2 separate regions of the Homo sapiens genome follow, and region 2 is linked to region 1. A link is a loop called in an ENCODE intact Hi-C map of the cell type or tissue named here. Cell type or tissue: sigmoid colon. All regions are shown on one strand.

Region 1 (2,500 bases):
ATGGTTAATGGGTACAAAAAATAGAATGAATAAGATCTAGTATTTGAGAGAACAGAATGACTGTAGTCAACAATAATTTAGTTGCACATTTTAAAATAACTAAAAGAGTATAATTGGATTGTTTGTAACACAAAGGATAAATCCTTGAGATGATGTGTACCGCATTTACCCTGATGTGATTATTACACATTGTATGCCTGTATCAAAATATCCCATATACCTGATAAATATACACACCTACTATGTACCCACAAAAATTTAAAAATTAAAAGAAGTCAAGGCCAGGTGCTGTGGCTCTTGCCTATAATCCCAGCACTTTGGGAGGCTAAGGCAGGCAGATCACCTGAGGTCAGGAGTTCGAGACCAGCCTGGCCGACATGGTGAAACCCCGTCTCTCCTAAAAATACAAAAATTAGCTGGGCATGGTGGCACATGCTTATAATCCCAGCTACTCAGGAGGCTAAGGCAGGAGAATCGCTTGAACCCAGGAGGTGGAGGTTGCAGTGAGCCGAGATCGCACCATTGCACTCTAGCCTGGGTGACAGAGACTCCGTCTCAAAAAACAGCTAGTTTATAAAAAAAAAAAAACCCATCAACAACAACAAAAATTAAAAGAAGTCAAGACGTTGCAATTTTAAAAGGCAGGAGGGGGAAATACAGGGAGAGAGAAAAAGCAATACGGCAGAATATTAACACTGTGGGCATTCACTGTATTATTTTTTACTTTCCAGCAGACTTACGATATTTAAAAATAAAAAGTTAAGGAGATTGTAGACCTTTACCAAAAATCCACTGAGTCTCTGCTTAGGTAAACATGAAGGTGAACTGGACCTTAAGTGGACGCTTGAGGTTCCCTTTATTTCTGCAGCCTCTCTGAAGTCTTTAGTTTCAGCCAAAATGGCAAAACACAATCAAATATGTAAACAGACTCACTGCTAATTCACTAATGCTAAATGAGAGCTAAGAGAAAATCTTCAGAAGGGGATTGAACTACAGCAGCTTATTGAGGGACGGAGGGAAATATACACAGAAACACTTTCCAACTACAACAAATCAAAGTTCATAGCCTGCCTTGATAAGACTTCTGTTGCTCAAAAGTTACACAGCACTAAGCAATTCCAAAACAGCTCTAAAATTCAGGAATGAGGAGAGCTCAAAGAGAAATTAGAGATAAAATTTAACCGAAATAGATTTTAAAAATCCAGATCCCAAGGACAAAGACATTTTCAAGTAATATAACAACCAAGTCAACCTAATACACAAAATTTCAAATTTTTTTAAAAAGGAATTTGATTATTCATTTTACTGAGAGTTGTTTTATATATGGACTCATTTAAATAGACACCTCAAAAACTTAAATTGTGTGTACAAAAAAACGGATTTTTCATCCTACCTCAGGTTCATAGCTGTTGGAAATGACCCCAATATGCCTTTTGGTGCCATTCAGTTAACCAGCAGCGACCTCATGTGGCCACAAGAAAAACCAATCTAATTCAGCCGCAAAGCCTCAATCTAATTTTTCGCATTTCAATAGTCAAGAATTTTATCTTGAGTTGTTGCACACGGACAGCTCCTCAGTTTGATGACTAGTTACGTTCTCTGGAGATTAAGAGAAATACAGCATGAGTCCCAGTGAGACTGGACCTACCACGAAGCGCGGAGAAGACCTTGTGCCCCAACAAGAACACAAAAGAACACCCACTACAGAACCGAGCTAGAGACTGGGCCCAGGACACTACTATTTCTTGAGTTAGCAAAGCGCTGAGAAAACCCAATTCCCGTCTGGGATCATTTGGGTTCTTTAAAATCAATCCCAGATCTATCTGCCAATCCCCCCTACATATTCAAAATACAATACAAAGGAGGGCTTTGAACCGACTCAGTCTCAAATCTTGTCAGATTCAAGTAATCACGCTTGGGTCACTTCTTTCTCTAGAACCAAAAACTCTTTGAAGACCTCTGCCCTCGGGCCTGTAAGTAAAGGCGGGTGGGGGAGAAACGGAGAAAGACAAACGAGAGAGGGATAGTGAAGAGAGAAAACTTGGGGGATGGGGGGGCCTGCGGACCCCCCACACTAAGCACCCCCTAGGGGGCCACAGGGACTGCCGAGCTGGACCTACAGGGAGGGGGGTCCTCGGAGCCGCTCTTGTCTTCCTGGGGGGGTCCTGAGGTTTCGGGCTTACAGGACCTGCCCTCTGAGTCGCCAGGATATTTCGGGGGCACACTCTCCTTGACGTCTGGCATTTTGCTGATGGTATCTGGGTGAGGGAGAAAGGCGTGTTGTTGGCGTCGGGGAAGGGGCCTCCCCAATTGCCAAGGGGGTCCCTGGGGGCGGCGGGAAGGGGGGTAGCGGCCTCAGGGTCTTGGGGGTGCTGAGGGGCAGAAAGGGGCAAAGGAGCGTGGAGGAGCGGAAGTCGAGAGTGGGACAGAAGTGGAGCGCTGGGCGGCAACGAGGAAACTAAAGCCACAGAAGCCCGGCGCAGGGCGGGAAGCGTGGGAA
Region 2 (2,500 bases), 99 kb after region 1:
ACAGAGAGGCAGCTGAGGCCTTCCCTCGGGCCTCTGTGGTCTCCACTACCCTCAGAGTTTGGGACTCCTCCAGGCTTGTAACCTCATTACCATCCCCCACTTCCCTCCTAAACAGAGACCTGTGCTGTCAACAACGGGGGCTGTGACAGTAAGTGCCATGATGCAGCGACTGGTGTCCACTGCACCTGCCCTGTGGGCTTCATGCTGCAGCCAGACAGGAAGACGTGCAAAGGTAAGGACTTTGAGAGGACAGAAGCAGAGTGACCTTTGGTAAGGGGCTGAGGTTGGGACCAGAGATAGGGTGCCTATTAGGGGATGACACCTCCTCAACCTCCTTCTTATGAAGAACCCAGGACATAGCTAAGGGTTGTCTCCTATCTGCCTGTTTCATCTCAGTTCAAGGGACAGAGAAGTCCAGCCAGTTCCTTAGTGCCCCCTTCCCCTACCCCACCTTGTTTCCCTACTCTCATTCCTATCCCCCATGGGTCCCTAACCCTCTTAGTTAATGGACATGCGATTCACATTTGCTCCTGGGTCTGGAAGGATATTTGAGCCCTGACTGTGTGTGTGCATGAGGTCACAGGTGTGTTCCATAACCTTCTTACCCCACATTCCTCAGACCTTCCCAGTGGGCTCTGGGGAAATGATGTCTACCCCTCGAAAGGCTGTACTGGTCAAAGGGAGAGTAGGATACTAGTTAGGAGGACTGAAGCTGGGTTCAGATCCCAGCCCTGTCTCCTACTAGCTCTGTGATCCTGGACAAGTCACTTAATGTCTCTGTGCCTCAGTTTTCCATAGTGCTCGCCTCATACTGTGTTGTGATTAAAAGAGTGATTACATAAAAAGTACTTAGAACAGTGCTTGGCAAATGGAAACACTTTGTGTTAACTGTTATTACAGTATAGTTACCCACATTATGCATTCTGTTTCCCTTCCTTTTAATTAGCCAGGTCTGAGGGAGAATGGGGGGAAAGGGTGGAGGAAAAAGGCAGGGTAGCCATACTGAAAATGATGATTCATTAGGTCCATATCCCCTGGTCACAAGGAGTGGGGACGAGGAGGACTGGGCTCGTTCTTTGTGTCTTTTGGCCCAACAGCTGCGAGAGGAGGGGGGAGGCTAGGGCAGCAGGTCAGCCAGCCAGAGTTGAGAGGTTTCCTGCTGGGAAGAACTGTTGACAGGTATGCTAAGAGTGAAGTGAAAGGCTGCCCTCCCTGCCCCTTCCCCCAACCAGGGGTGAGTAGCCTGGGTCCTGTCTGCCACCAGCTTGGGGAACTTGACCTCAGGAAGGAAGCCATTCACCAGCCCCCCTTTCCCTTACTAGTGCTGAAAGCTGCCTCAGGCCTGAGTCTCTCCAGATCTCTCCCAGTCCAGCCCCTTGCCTGGCCCCCAGCCCTCCCCCATCAGCTACCCAGCCTCACTGGCTCTCCTGGAGGTCCTCCCTGCCTGGCCTCTTTCCCAGCTCCTCCTCCTCCCTAAAGGGCTGCCCGTTTTCAGTGAGTCCCTTTAGACCCTCCACCTCTCCTTGCCCCGCACCCCCCCAACCCCCCGTCCTGAGGGACAGGAAAGAGATAACCCTTACCCACCAACCTTTCAGGGAATGGCCATCAGCTGGAGACTAAGGGCTAGCCTGTTAGGTCAAATGCCCACCTGCCCCTCCTCTAGGTAATTCCCTGAGGGCCTGTTCCTAGTTTTGGTTCCAATTTGTCCCCTTATAAGAACACTCAATCCCAGAAGAGAGGGTGTTACTAATGGCCACAGATCCCCTGAACAGGGAAGAAACAGAGACAGGAAAGAGAGAGAGAGACAGGAAAGAGAAAGAGAAAGAGACAGAGAGAGATCAAGAAGAGGCAGGCCCAGGACTCCTTGATTTTTGCATGTCTCTGTCAGTGAGGGAGGGATCTTTCTCCTTGTTTGTTCTCAGCCTTTGATAGTATCTTTTATCCTGTTTTGTCCTCCTTCTTCAGATATAGATGAGTGCCGCTTAAACAACGGGGGCTGTGACCATATTTGCCGCAACACAGTGGGCAGCTTCGAATGCAGTTGCAAGAAAGGCTATAAGCTTCTCATCAATGAGAGGAACTGCCAGGGTGAGCAGACTCAGCCAAAGGTGAAAGCCTTAGGAGAGGTTCTTGTGGGAGAGCTTCAAGGAGGCCAGAGGGCTAAAGTCTTAGAAACTCAATAGATATCACACAGAGTCTCTAGAGGCAGTGTCATCCTGCAAATTAGCAAATGGTACTCTTTCCCCTCAGCGGACTAGCTCCATATCAAAGCATTCAGCCTGGCAAGGACTGAGGGATGGATTTCACCCCAATTCATATCCTTGGCAGAGTAGGACGTACCTAACCACACATGGTGGGCCCTGACCTAAAGGCACCAGATCTTGCAGTTCCTAATTCCAAGGACTTCAAATAGAGGGGGCAGAGAAGATGGAATGGCATTGTTAAATCACTGGTCCTAGAGCTAGGACATGAATAGGAACTCTTCAGTTCAAGGGGGAAA

What was found. Peaks named below come from ENCODE experiments on the same cell type or tissue, not always from the same donor. Only the 100,000 strongest peaks of a DNase experiment are listed, where the experiment ranks them.
Region 2: it touches region 1 in a loop (5-fold over the local background); 84 of 110 quality-filtered maps call a loop at or near these places.

Annotation. Positions count from the first base shown.
Region 1 is chr6:35,138,627-35,141,126 of GRCh38, forward strand. It overlaps TCP11 (t-complex 11), which reads right to left. Exons shown (of 10, transcript NM_001370687.1): 2 at 2,121-2,258. The coding sequence starts at 2,244. Among named protein-coding and RNA genes, the nearest start is that of TCP11, 1.5 kb to the right of the region's middle. In sigmoid colon, a CTCF peak has its summit at 1,476 (motif pointing left); a DNase peak (open chromatin) is centred at 1,455; H3K4me3 peaks cover 248 bases; H3K27me3 peaks cover 566 bases.
Region 2 is chr6:35,237,787-35,240,286 of GRCh38, forward strand. SCUBE3 (signal peptide, CUB domain and EGF like domain containing 3) reads left to right here. Exons shown (of 22, transcript NM_152753.4): 7 at 116-232; 8 at 1,966-2,088. All of the region lies in intron 3 of SCUBE3-AS1 (SCUBE3 antisense RNA 1), which reads right to left. Among named protein-coding and RNA genes, the nearest start is that of SCUBE3-AS1, 20 kb to the right of the region's middle. RefSeq lists a silencer at 1,026-1,320. In sigmoid colon, no CTCF peak of the experiment used is centred here; a DNase peak (open chromatin) is centred at 1,395.